Linked DNA regions of Homo sapiens: all the other regions are linked to region 1. The links are chromatin contacts, found by Hi-C or POLR2A ChIA-PET in ENCODE. All regions are on one chromosome and are shown on one strand. Each heading gives the region's core, a stretch centred on a gene start or an enhancer-like site at or near the end of the contact. The rest is flanking DNA. Distances are from core to core; before and after follow the strand shown. Region 1 holds the start of TWF1 (twinfilin actin binding protein 1). Region 2 holds the start of LINC00938 (long intergenic non-protein coding RNA 938). Region 3 overlaps GXYLT1 (glucoside xylosyltransferase 1).

Region 1 (4,179 bases), core at 432-2,931:
TTGGAAAAGTTAATTAGAATACAAAGAAAAAATCTGGAGCATGTAGCATCCTTATTATCAGTATTATAAAACTTTACCGCATAAAATAACGAAGACTGTATACAATTAAGAAATATAAATATTAGCATTTTAAAAGTATGTTAATAATTCTAATCTGTTTTAGCTACATAATTCTGTGCAGAAATAACACTGGGGTGAATATACTGAAGTTACTCAAACCCAATAATGAGCAAATTACAATTTTGAAAAACTTTTCTTGCTCTTTTGAAAAATATTGAAAACCTGCTTTCATTCTCTAATTCAGTTTCAAGCTTATGACAGACACTCCTTCATCAATTCACTTTCTGTATTTTCCCGTTAAAAACAACAGTATATATCAAATATCCTAACTTGTTTAAAGAAAAAGACAATAAAATGCATTCAGTCTTAACTCTGGTTATATTTTTCTAACTTGCATTTCTCAAAAGCTAGATTAAACTCATTGAATAAATATGTATTTAATAACTAACCCTTGTGTTCCTATTAAAGCTTCAATTTCGTTCTAATTTCGTTCCTGTGTTGTCTATTAGCAGCAAGAACCACTATGTAAGTAGGTAGTGCTTGCTATAAGGCTCAAGCATGAGAGTCAATAACTACATATTTATATATCGAAATTAATGCGGATAAATAAAACAAAGTTTTCAGATTTGAGACTATTTTGCTTCTGCGTGCGTGCAGGGGGATGTGTGCGGTGGTGTCAAAAATCTTTACGAATAAAACATACAATTAAGTGTTCATCTGGGAGAAAGACTCGCTATTAACAGTAAGAGCTTGAGTTTACACTAGAACTCGTTAAGTGATCGCGAGTAACCCGGGGATATATTATTTGACTCTTGATGAGGTGAGTACCTGCAGGCTGCCCAATTTCAAACCAGGAAATAATGGAGGTCAGATATAACTGCATATTGAACTGTCTGCACGCATTACATGCAACCATACAGATCAGTTTCCCTTGGGGAGTATCTAGGAAAAAGATCAAAACACACGCTTACACTCGAGATTTCTCAGAACATAACTCTCATTTTCCTATTTGGAGAGAAAATGCGGGAGAGTTTTGGGAAGCACCCCTACTGATGTGAGAAAGATTCTGGCATGGTTCTTTTTGTAATCAAAGTCCTGTAATATTCTCCTTTGGACCATGAAAAAGAAAACTCGCCTGGTTCTCGACAGCGTACTGAAGCCCCAGTCGCCTCCACTGTCCCAGCTCTTCCCTACGTGACCAAAAGGGGGAAAGTTGGGCGACTGTCGGGGACGGTGGAAGGCACGCCCCCTTCAACCAGGCCGCCTCGAAAGCCAATTTCCTTCGCTCCCCCGAATTTCGGATCAATCTGCAACGTGACGGCAGCAGGGACCGGGCTGGAGGAGGACGCAGGCCGGCAGCGCCCGGGAAGCAGGAGCGCGGAGAGGCGCCGAGGCCCGGCTCGCCCCGCGAGACCGACTTCCGGAGCTCCCGGCCCGACTCCAGCCCTGCCGGTCCTGCAGCCCTCCCGGCTCTCCCGGCTCTCCCGGAAGCCCCTTCCCTGCGAGTCGCGCCGGGCGCTGTTACCTTGGATGCCGGTCTGGTGGGACATGGCGGCGGCCGCTAGCTCCCGGCTCCGGCGCTGAGTGCAGCCAGCGGCCCCGGCCGGCGGCCCCAGGAAGTGGCTGCTCCTCCGCCGGCCCCGGCGCGTCATCCGCCCGCGACCCGCGGCCGCCCCGCCCCGTGAGGTTGACTGAGTGCCCGAGCGTCCCCGCCGCCCCGCCGCCCTTCCTGGCCGCCGGGCTGCGGTCCAGCCCCCGGCCTCGCTATCCTAGTTCTCTGCTTGGGGTCCTGCTTCTGCTCTTGCCGCCGCCTCTCCCGCTTCTTCCGGGGGGGACATGCCGCAGAATCTAGACTGCTCAGTGCTCCGACGTCTGCTCTCTGACAACCCCGCCGACGCCGCCATTCGCTGCCTCAGCAAAGGGGTGCTCAAAAACGGAAGTGATCATTTTACCAAATAGGCATTTTCCAGCTTAAAAAAGATGTGCACATTATTTTTCTTGGTTTACTCTTCCTATAATCGATACCGTTTAGTGTAGAAAAGCCTTCTCCTTGCTCCATTGTTTTGAAAGAATTAATATAGACTGCCTCTCATCAAATTTTTCCACGATTTTAAATTAAGTTAATCTCAGACTGTTAACTTTTCTTTTCAGCTGGACACATTTAGAGACTCAGTGTATCTTTCTCTTCACTCCGGAAAGAGACAGCCACTAAGAGATTAGCTGATTTGAGTATCCCTCTGTGGTCGATTATACCATTGCAAATCCTGCTCTGCTTTAGGTTGGCAGTTTATTATTTAATCCAGTAATTATTCAAAATTCACTTGGACAGATTTGTAAGGTAGCAGCAGATATTACTTAAAAATCTTTTCCTTTCCTGCTTTTACAAACATGTAGTTCCTTCCTGAAAGGTAATGTTAGTTTTGTGGGGGGTTTGGTTTTTTTTTGGTACTGCTTCTCTACTGCTACTAGGTGGGAAGCTAGTTCTTATTTTTAGGGCCTTGAAGTGACACATACACAAAATTATAATCTGCTAATGAAGAAATAATTTATTCAGGTCAATAATATAAGTGCAAGTTAATCACTGTTCCAGTACTATACGATGTATTTTTCATGAGTGATGAACAGGCCTGCAATTGTTTTTCTTTACAAGAATCACAGCAAACAAGGTTATGTTCTATTGCCTGTTATCTGAGCTCTGTTTTTCAGACATATTCTCATATTCAGGAATAAACTAAATCTGAGTTTTATGACTTGTATGGATTTAAGAAATGTAGGGAGGAGTTTCATTCTAATCAAATTCTTCCTGACACAATGGTTCACCCTGATTTACCAGTTTTTGACTACATTGCTGAGCAGAGAGAAAATTGCAGAGTTGACTTGCAGTATTTTGACTGATTCATGTCCTAGTGCTTCGGGGAAATTGCTTAAGGAAGTTGGCGTTGCTCAAAAGTATAGTTGAGCAAAATATAATCCTTCCATATTCGTGCTTGGGAAAGGCCACTGTATTCTCAGTCCTGAAGAAGAGGAATGTCTAGTTAGGTTGGGACCACCCTGACAGCCACCAGAAAGTGCTTATTTACTGCCAGTACAATAGTTTGACTTAAAAGCTGCAAGCGTCTTGGGTACCTTGCTCTGCTCTAGCCACAAATATTTTCCCACTTTTCTTCATCTATTGTGTCTCCATTTAGTGAACATTTGCCAGAGCTGTCATGAGAATAATACCTTAGATTTGTATGGTAGTTTACAGTTTACAAATAATATATAATAGACTTATTTTGAGTACCAACATCCTGTGTGACGAGCTGAAAAAAATAGCAGGTTTTGTTTTTTAACTTTAAGAGGTTTGGAAATTGAACCACAGAGTTGGGAAGTCAGCAGGTTTCAAGGCTAAGACAAGTGTCTGTAAGAAACAAACCATTTGAAAACAATGTATGCAGATAAGAGGGTTTATTATAAGGATATTGGAGGATCTTATAGATCTTGACAACTTGGTTGTCACCTCTGCTTTTCTCTTCTTTTTCTCCAAATAAGATCTCTCTGCTTGTGCAGTCAAAATGGCTGAATATGGCTACCCTACACTTTCCAAATTGACAGGGTTGTAGCTGCATGCAGAGATTACATAGCTCTTCTAAGTCCAAGTTTAAAGTTCCTAAGAGAAAGCACGTGAATGACCCTGCTTGGCTTGTGTCAAATCATTCTTGGCCAAGGTGGCTGGTTTACCCAATATACACTGCCCATGAGTGAAAGGCAATTATCACAGGAGGGGAGATGGATCTTGGGTGTGGGAAACAGGTGTAGAATTCCTACTTTTTACAGTTTGGTAGAGGTAATGTTTAGAACCTAAGATGGTGGTCACAAAACACAAATGCTTATGGGGTCAGTTAAATAACATAAATGAATGAAGCTAATAAATGGAGACTGTGGCAATGAGAGGGAGCACAGGATCCATCTAAAATGAGCTACTACTAGGCCAAGTGGGATGGCTGACACCTGTAGTCCCAGCTCTCAGGAGGCTGATGTGGGAGGATCACTTGAGTCCAGGAGGTAGAGGCTGCAATGAGCCATGATCACCCCACTACACTCCAGCCTGGGCAACAGACCCTGTCTCAAAGGGGAGAA
Region 2 (4,179 bases), core at 896-3,395, 1.9 Mb after region 1:
TTGAAAACTACGAACTACATTTTATTTTATATCTTGTCAAATTAGTTGGAGAATATCTATTGTAAAGCTGTCAGCACATCTCTAACATTACTTTGTCAGGATCCACCTGCTCTATGCTGCCCACTATAGGAAATGCAATATGGTAATAAGAAATGTAATAGAAGGTTACTTTAGTACAATCTCATAAAAAACATACTCTGACTCTACTTGGATGCTAAATGTGGTGTTTTTGCAAGAGATACAGACTGATTAGTGGCAATCAAATTTATTAACTGTAAAGGACATCAATAAGAACAGACAGGACCAGAAATTGTATCTTGGTGATCCACATGCCAGGAGTAGCGCGGCAGAGGATGGAGAGTGGAACTTAGCGATTGAGGCGCAGCCTGCAGAAAGCTGCACTTCTGCACTAGAGATTAAATAAGAGGGTCAAAATCAACATAAACTAAACCCTTTTTCAAAGTCATGTAAACACAAATGATTGCTGCAACTGGAAAACAACATTGAAAATAAATGATTCGTGTGATGCATATCGATTTCAACAAACCTTTCCTTAAACCTTTAACGTTACTCTTACAAGCAAATACCGTTAATAGCTTACTTCTGTCTTAATTTTTCTAACCACAGGAAAATTGAAACATAAGTAATCTGATAAACATCAAGTTTTACGTTGATGCTTTTGACCACAGGGTATATACAGTGTTAAGAATTTAAATTCTATCCATCAGATATACTTTAGGACTCCATTTTGAAGATAGCCTCTTCTACAGAAAAGAAATTTTTAAAAGTCAATTCTCCAGTTTCTCATCACATCTTAATTTTTTTAAAAAGGCTTTTAAACACTAGTATCACTCCAAGTCTTTAGCCTTTGATACTTGCTCTGAAAACACACTATCGTATGTTTGTGTATGTACACACACACACACAACAGTGACTTAAAAGTGGCAACCGCCTCTTGAAAAGTAAAAATATGTCATCCCTCCATTCTGCCCTTAAATGAGAAATAAAGACAATAGATTTGCCCACTGCAGACTGGGATACCAGAAAAGACGTTCTAAGTCTCGCCTGAGACAATATTAACCTGCTATCTTAAGTCCCAACTTGGATGACTTAAATTTCAGTGTACGTGCCTCCGTTCCCACTCTTGCCCCATCAGCTCCATCAGCATCGTCATCCCCGGCTCGGATCCCGGCCGCGACCCGCCAGGGCCGCCGGAGTCCGCGAATACCGCCCGCTCCCAGCAACGAAGCTCCCCGGCTCCCGGCCGACCGCGAGTTCCTGGAGCAGCAGCCTCCAAGGTTCCCAAAGCCCACGATTCAGGCGAGCGGTGCCGACCGGGCCGTGGACTGTGGCATTTTAAAACTACAGAAGTCTCACTGCACGACTGGCGCGGCCGAGGTGGCCCAGGAGACCCTCCAAGAGATTCTGGTCAGCTGCCGGGAGCGTGGAAGAGCAACCAAAGCCACCAAGGCGCCGCGCCAAGTCCCCGGAGCAGTCACCTCAGCTTTCCGTTCTCCCTCTAGTTACAATTACTCCACAGGCTTCTGGCGCTTCCTTCGAGAAAATGAAAAACTAAAAACGCGTAGAGGTGGTAGAAGTCGTTGGCATTTTCCGTTTAATGTGATCCCCCAGGCTCCATCCCTTAAGTGGGGTTTCCAAACTCGGATGCATCCTCAGCAGAGGTTTTCCATGTTGACAGATCTCTCGCCTCCCACAAAATGGGGCCGGGGAGGCGGCCGCGGTCTCCTCTATGGGCGCCGCCATTTTGTGAGGCGGCGGCGGCGCGGCGGCAGGAGCCCGGGGTGTGTATAATGGTTGAATAGAATGACCCCCTCCAGGGAATCCCCGGCACTGACGGTTACGTAAGGGGCTGTGCGCAAGTGCGGCGTTTAGGGAATCCGCACAGCCCGGGCCACGCAGCTCCGAGGCCCACATCTCCACTTCCCCTAAGAGGACCGATGGGGGAAGGGACAGCTGACCGGGTCTTCCTCGCAGCAGCCTCACCCCTAGTCTTCCGCGGCCGGCGAGCTTCTCCACCTCCCCGGGCCGGGTCTCCGCCCCTCACAGGCTTCCGAGACACTCACTGGCCCTGGGTTGTCAGGATCTTCCTAGCCACAACCTTATTCCGACCCCACTTAAGAGACAAACTTTAGTTGGGAAATAAGTCCGTTTCCTAGAGTGAGCACCGGAAGCAAGCTGCACTATATTACATAATTTTTCACCTCCAAAGCAATGTTCCCATTGGAACGACTACCTGAAATAACCCATCCAGACCCCTACTACCCTGTGACCTTGGGTTAGGCAGTGACTTTGCCCGTGGTGGCCGTCACTAAAATGGGAATAATAATACGTTTCACGTACTGTAATCTTAATTAACATTTGTAGCAAAGAGCCGGCTCCAACACCCCTCGTAAATGCAAATTTAGGTGGTAGTATTTGTTGAGATGTTTTGACTCATTTAAGCAAAGGGTTTTTTTAACCTTCAAAATATTTTAAACGAGGATTACATTTAAGACATTTGAAAGCAAGGAAAAACGTTTTATTCGGTATTTATTTTAAACGCAGCAATCTTGAAGAGACCTTACTATAAAAATGTAAACCTTAATTATTATTGTCGAAGTTCGATAGATTGCTTCCCAACCAGTTTAGTTAGTTTGCATAACTTTGCTCATAGAATACTCCAGTTTGATATGTGAAGCCAACCAGCGGCAAGATGAATTAAGAGCATTACTCTATTTCCACAGAACTAGGACAGACAGTTCACATTGTATTTAACGTATAGTTTGCTAAAGTTAGCGTGTGGATAATTCATAGAAAATGTGCTAACCAGGCCCCAAAATACTAGCATACGGCTCATAAAAGCCGATTCCTTTAGATTTTACAAAAACAGAAGGTAACAAATTGACTTTATTCCGATCTGTGAATGTTGCGTAGCGTGAGGGGCTACCCCGGTGAGCTTCCTTTCCCTTCAGAGCGCCACACCGGTTCTGTCGGGCGGGCGGGGACTCCGAGGCGGCCCTTCCAACAGCCGGGCCGGGGACGCGAACATCGCCTCCACCCCTAACCCTGGAACAACCGGTAGTGGCCGTTTCCCCGCACCGCCCCCCTTTCCGCCGGCTTTGTGTGCGTGTGAAATGTGCGGCACATTGCAGACGAACCCTAAGCCCGGCGAGTCGAGTCTATTGTTCCCCGCGAGGATCTGCCGGGGCGGTGTGGAGCCAGGCGCAGTGCCGCGGCCAGCCCTCGGGGGTCGCTGTGTGGCACTGGCTGCCAGGCCGTGGCGGCGGCAGAGAGGGAGGCTGGCGGGGAGGGAAGCAGGCGGGCGGCGCGCAGCGGCTCAGCTGCCGCCGGTGCTTCTGCCCGGGGACGCCCCGGCCTCAGCGGCCGAGGCCGCGCGTGAATGTGTGCGAGGGCCCCGCGGAGCCGGGGCCGAAATACACGCTGTCACCGCGCTTTCCACAAACCACCACACAGACCTCCCCCTCCCCACCCCCAGCCCCGCCTGCCCTAGCCCCGCCGCCGCCGCCGCCGAAACTCTTGGGCCTCTGGCCGCCCAGACCCCTCACCATCGGCTCGCCTTGCCCGTCGCCCGCTCGCGCGCCCCCGGCAGCAGCACCATGTTGAATCGCGTCCCCGGGCTGAGCTGCCTCAGCCGGCGGCGCTGAGAGGCGGGCGAGAGCCGGGCCACGGGGAGGGAGGGAAGGAAGGGGTGGGGGCCGCGCTCGCCCCGCGGCTTCGCGCGGATCCGGCAGTCGCCTGCCCTTCTAGTTTCGCTCCGATTTCTTTAAACTTTTTTAGAAATTCCCCTCCCTCCTTCCCTCCTCTCCCCCTGGCCTCCTGCTCCCTCCTTCCCCTCCTCCTCCTCCTCCCCCTCCCTCCCTCCCTCCCTGCGCCGCCGCCGCCGCCGCCGCCGCCGCCGCCGCCGCCACCGCCGGCCCATGACTGAGCCCCGCCGCCGCCGGCCGAGGAATGGGCTCCGGGCTCTGGTAGGAAGCGCTGGGAGCGGGGGGCGCTTTTAAAACACCGATCTGGGTTTTTTAAAAACCTCCTTTGAAAAAATAATGGCAAACTCGACGGGGAAGGCGCCTCCGGACGAGCGGAGAAAGGGACTCGCTTTCCTGGACGAGCTGCGGCAGTTCCACCACAGCAGAGGGTGAGAGCAGAACCGGGGGGGCAGCG
Region 3 (4,179 bases), core at 509-3,008, 1.7 Mb before region 1:
ATGGGGCTCCCAATGGCCATACCTGGAACAACTTTAGCATTAACATAATTAGAAGGAAAAATGAATTATAAATCATTGGAGGAACATAAGTATCAAAGGGTTCATACTGATTATATAAACATCAATATATGTGCAAAAGGGAGCGATCTTCCTTATAGACGCATGCCAAGTGTCAAATGATGTATGTGGAAGGAGTGCTATTGTTGAACAATCATCAATTTGCAAATAACATGGTGAAGATTGTTTTGGGCAAGAACCAACGATAGATGCTAAATCTTGTAGGAAAATTTTAATGAGAAGCAGAATGTTTACATGATTTTAAAAGGTTCTTCCCATAGGCTGCTTATAAGAGGAAAAATAACTACACTGTGGAGAAAATAAATGACATTTTGACTGACTGATCAAAATCAACATCACCAGTGAGGGGCAGACAAAAGGGACTATGACTATGAGGGCCTGAGAAGCACACATCACCACCTATACAGAATTCTGAGCAGGCATGTATATCCTGAACCTAATCGTAAGGAAACATTAGACAGGCCAAAATGAAGAACATTCTAATAAAAAAAGGGGTGAAGAGGCTCTATTGTCCAAATATGCCAATGTCATATAAGACAAAGACTGAGAAACTGTTCTAGATCAAAAGAGAGTAAAGCCATATGGATGGCAGATTAATGTATTCCATCAGTATTAAATTTTCTAGCTTGACATATGTACTGTGGTTAATAAAAGAGCGTCCTTATTCTTAGTTTAAAAAAAAAAACTGAAGTTTTTAGGGGTAAAAGAACTTAATGTATGCAACTTACAATCAAATTTAAGTTGAGTTTTCTGAAAAAACAACTACATTGTTTTCAGGAAAAAAAAATGTAGAGAGAAAACCAACGACAAAGCAAATAAGGCAAAATGTTAATAACAGATGAGGCTGAGTGTGTGTAAAAATTCTTTGTACTATTTTTGTAAACTAACCATTAGCTTGAAAGTATTTTCAAACAAAAAGTTAAAAAAAAGGAAAGGCAAATCTTACATTTCTCAGTGCTTCATAAACAGCTCTAAATGCTGGTTGCTTATCGTCATGGTAAACACCTCTGTTCCCATGAAGAATAAAGATTCCTCCTTCTTCTGCTTCTTGGCAATTGCTTCCATATATACAATGATCTGGTCGATAATTCCATTGACACGGAAAAACAAAAAGGCTTTCTACATAAAGAAAAGACCAAACAATGAAGCAAATACCCCTAATTCCACAGATGTAACATTATGCAAAACTTTCAGTTAAAAAATACAGCTCTTACAAGTAAGAATTAATGAAAAATGTCTGGCATTTAGATCTCTTCCAATTAAAGCAAAATTCAAGAAAAGTTTTACTCCGTCTTAAACATAAATAGCAATAATCATTAATATAAGACAGAATCAGATAAGTGCATGTTTTCCTTTTTCACTAAGTATTATCTGTGATTTTTTTAATGCAAATAAAAGGAATTTAAATAATTACCTGGATTATGAAAAAACACGATATTCAATAGATCTTGATCACCCCATGTGATGTTTAGTTTGTATTTTTTAAGCAATGGCATAAGTATATCTCCCCATTGTAGTCGTACAGTTGTCATATCATTCTGTTGATAAAAACATTCAAAAGAGCTTCAGACTTTCAGGCTTAAAATGGCAGCATGATGACAGTTCCTCATTCTTCCCACAGCAACCATTACAAATCCACAAAGAGAAATGCAAACTCCTCACAATATCAAGTGACATTTCTAACCCTAAATGTGAGAAGGGCTGTACAGTAAAACAGAAGATAACAAAAGGAAGTTGTATGTGGCAGTGACAAAACTAGTAAGTCACGAAAGAAAGCGAAAGTAACTGTGTCCTTATCTTAAAATGAAGATAGTTTTGGTACCTACGTCTGGGCCTACGTCAGAGTTGTTGATGATTAAAATTGTTAATATATAAATTTAAAGTGCTTGGAATAGCACCTGACACGTGGTAAATATTCAGTGTTAGCTATTATTATTTTTTACCATGATGGCTATTAGTCTGATTTATTTGCTTAACTTCTATAATTGGCAGTTCAAATAGATCATTTTGAAATTGATAAATCAAATTAAAAAATGCATACACAACTTAAGTTAAACACTAAAAAACAATATGATTGACAAAAATCAAGGCTGCAGAGGGAGTGGGGAAGATCAACAAAGAAGGAGAAATGTATGAGTTTTGTGTCTACTTGTAGTAAAAAATTCTCACAGAGAACTGGCCTTTTTATGATGGATTTTCCTATCCAAAAACATAGTGTATCTTTCTACTTATTTAAGTGTTCATTTATCTTATTAAATTTAAAACATATATATATATATATATATATATAATACATGTGTGTGTATATATACATGTATATATCCTGCCAATTTCTTTCAAGTTTGTTCCTATGTATGCTATTTCTTTTGAGGGTCTTCCATTTTATATTCTAAAAGGTTGCTATTTGTACATTAGAAAACGCAAGCAAAGAATTCTGTAAAGAGGCACCATGAATGACATATAAAGTCAAAGAAGATTTGCTGAGGAAAATAACTGGGTCCAGTCTAGCAGATGTATGCAGTCCCATAAACTCTCACCATCCCAGAGAGAGGCAAGTTAGGACTGGCAGCTTTGGCAATATTAAGACTGCACTCCAAGAAAGAGACCCTAGTCTCCTGATGCCTCTCATGCTACTGAAGAGCTGACAGATTCACCCAACCCATTTTAACAACTGTAAGCTTTGCTATCAGAATTACAACCCTGCTAACAAAAGTATTTTCCTATTCTTGGATATCAACTAATTGGCATATCAACACTGTTTTCAGGAGGAGACCATACTACGCTACTTGAGAAAGAACCCCTGGAGTCAGCCAGCACAGTAAATGGTTTGACTCTCCTTTTAAAAGCAGCAATTTCTGTATTTTAGTTTTCAACTCAGCCAAATTAACTATATATCCTTAATGTTTATAGTAGTTTTAATAGGTTGAGGTTTTCCAGGGATATAAATATGTCACGCAAATAATAATTCTACATCCTATCTAATTTTTATACCTATTTCTTTCATTTGTCTAATATGGGGGCTTGTTATTCCTCCATGCTGAGAACCACTATTTAAATATTACTTAATAGTTATGATGTCAGGCACAGCGACTCACGCCTGTAATCCCGGCACTTTGGGAGGCCGAGGCAGGCTGATCAGTTGAGTTCAGGAGCTCGAGACAAGCCTGGGCAACATGGTGAAACCCTGTACCAAAAGTACAAAAAACTAGTCACGCATGGTGGTACACGCCTGTGGTCCCAGCTACTTGGAAGGCTGAGGTGGGAGGATCACTTGAGCCTGGGAGGTGGAGGTTTGCAGTGAGCCAAGATTGTGCCACTGCACTCCGGCATGGGTAACAGAATGAGACCCTGTCTCAAATAAAAAAAAGTTATGGTAATATTAATAGATATCCTTATCTTCATTTTAACTGGAAAGCTCCTACTGTTTAGCCATTAAGCACAATGCTGCCTTTTGAAATGAGATAAAAATATAATACTAATAATCTATCAATTTATATTTTATGCTTTTTTAAAATAAAAAAGATACTGAATTTAGTGCTTTTTCAGATACTGAATGTAATGCTTTTTTCTTAATGCTCAAAACTTGTTATTTGAAAACCCAAAGTTAAATACTTAAGGGAGCAAGAAACTGAGTCCAATGAGAACTTGGTGTTGGAAGGGGTAGAAGTGAATACCGGGCCTTTTAGATCTATGTGACTCGGGGACTATCCAGAGTAAAAACCAGTATTCTTCATAGTGCAGTTCACAGCAGTTCACATAGTGTGCTACTATGTAAATTTTTTCTATGTCCTCAATAAGATTAAGTAATTAAGTATAGAAATTAAGAGTAAGATTTAGAAACTTTTACAGCAAGTTAACAGTTTTATGTGTACTTAATATATTTCTCTAGTAATCTCTCTTTTACAAAAGTATTGGCTCATAACATACTGAAAATTTTTTAAAAATTAATCTTTTGCCATAGTTTGAGAAACATTGTTATAAGTCATTTTATAATTTATATTAAATTCAGTGACGATATAAACAATCTATCCTTTAAAAAAGAGAAGGCCAGAATTCATGAAAAAAAAAAAATCCACATACTTAAATTGATGTGCTACAACT

Evidence for each region. Hi-C counts contacts between places; a loop is a spot of excess contacts on that map. ChIA-PET counts read pairs that join two places held with the same protein, here RNA polymerase II (POLR2A). Pooled maps may share reads with other maps.
Region 2: a map of naive thymus-derived CD4-positive, alpha-beta T cell shows a loop between it and region 1 (25-fold over the local background). The contact joins the promoter of LINC00938 here to the promoter of TWF1 in region 1. A Hi-C loop is called at or near these places in 3 of 168 maps with a recorded cell type or tissue (CD8-positive, alpha-beta T cell and naive thymus-derived CD4-positive, alpha-beta T cell) and 11 of 50 pooled maps. POLR2A ChIA-PET finds 5 or more read pairs at or near these places in 2 of 52 experiments (activated CD8-positive, alpha-beta memory T cell and activated T-cell).
Region 3: a pooled map shows a loop between it and region 1 (4-fold over the local background). The contact joins the enhancer-like site here to the promoter of TWF1 in region 1. A Hi-C loop is called at or near these places in 5 of 50 pooled maps.

The regions. Positions count from the first base shown.
Region 1 is chr12:43,804,636-43,808,814 of GRCh38, forward strand. It overlaps TWF1 (twinfilin actin binding protein 1), which reads right to left and starts at 1,682. Exons shown (of 9, transcript NM_002822.5): 1 at 1,586-1,682. The coding sequence starts at 1,610. It also overlaps a transcript of TMEM117 not described here. RefSeq lists a silencer at 1,378-1,857.
Region 2 is chr12:45,725,776-45,729,954 of GRCh38, forward strand. It overlaps LINC00938 (long intergenic non-protein coding RNA 938), which reads right to left and starts at 2,146. Exons shown (of 1, transcript NR_028408.1): 1 at 1-2,146. ARID2 (AT-rich interaction domain 2) reads left to right here and starts at 3,931. Exons shown (of 21, transcript NM_152641.4): 1 at 3,931-4,153. The coding sequence starts at 4,062. RefSeq lists enhancers at 774-1,736, 1,442-2,161, 1,737-2,699 and silencers at 3,212-3,631, 4,142-4,179.
Region 3 is chr12:42,096,418-42,100,596 of GRCh38, forward strand. GXYLT1 (glucoside xylosyltransferase 1) reads right to left here. Exons shown (of 8, transcript NM_173601.2): 6 at 1,493-1,616; 7 at 1,025-1,197. Among named protein-coding and RNA genes, the nearest start is that of GXYLT1, 46 kb to the right of the region's middle. Within about 2 kb of position 1,759, at least 7 of the 41 ENCODE cell types and tissues checked have a DNase peak (open chromatin) inside an H3K27ac peak, as active enhancers do.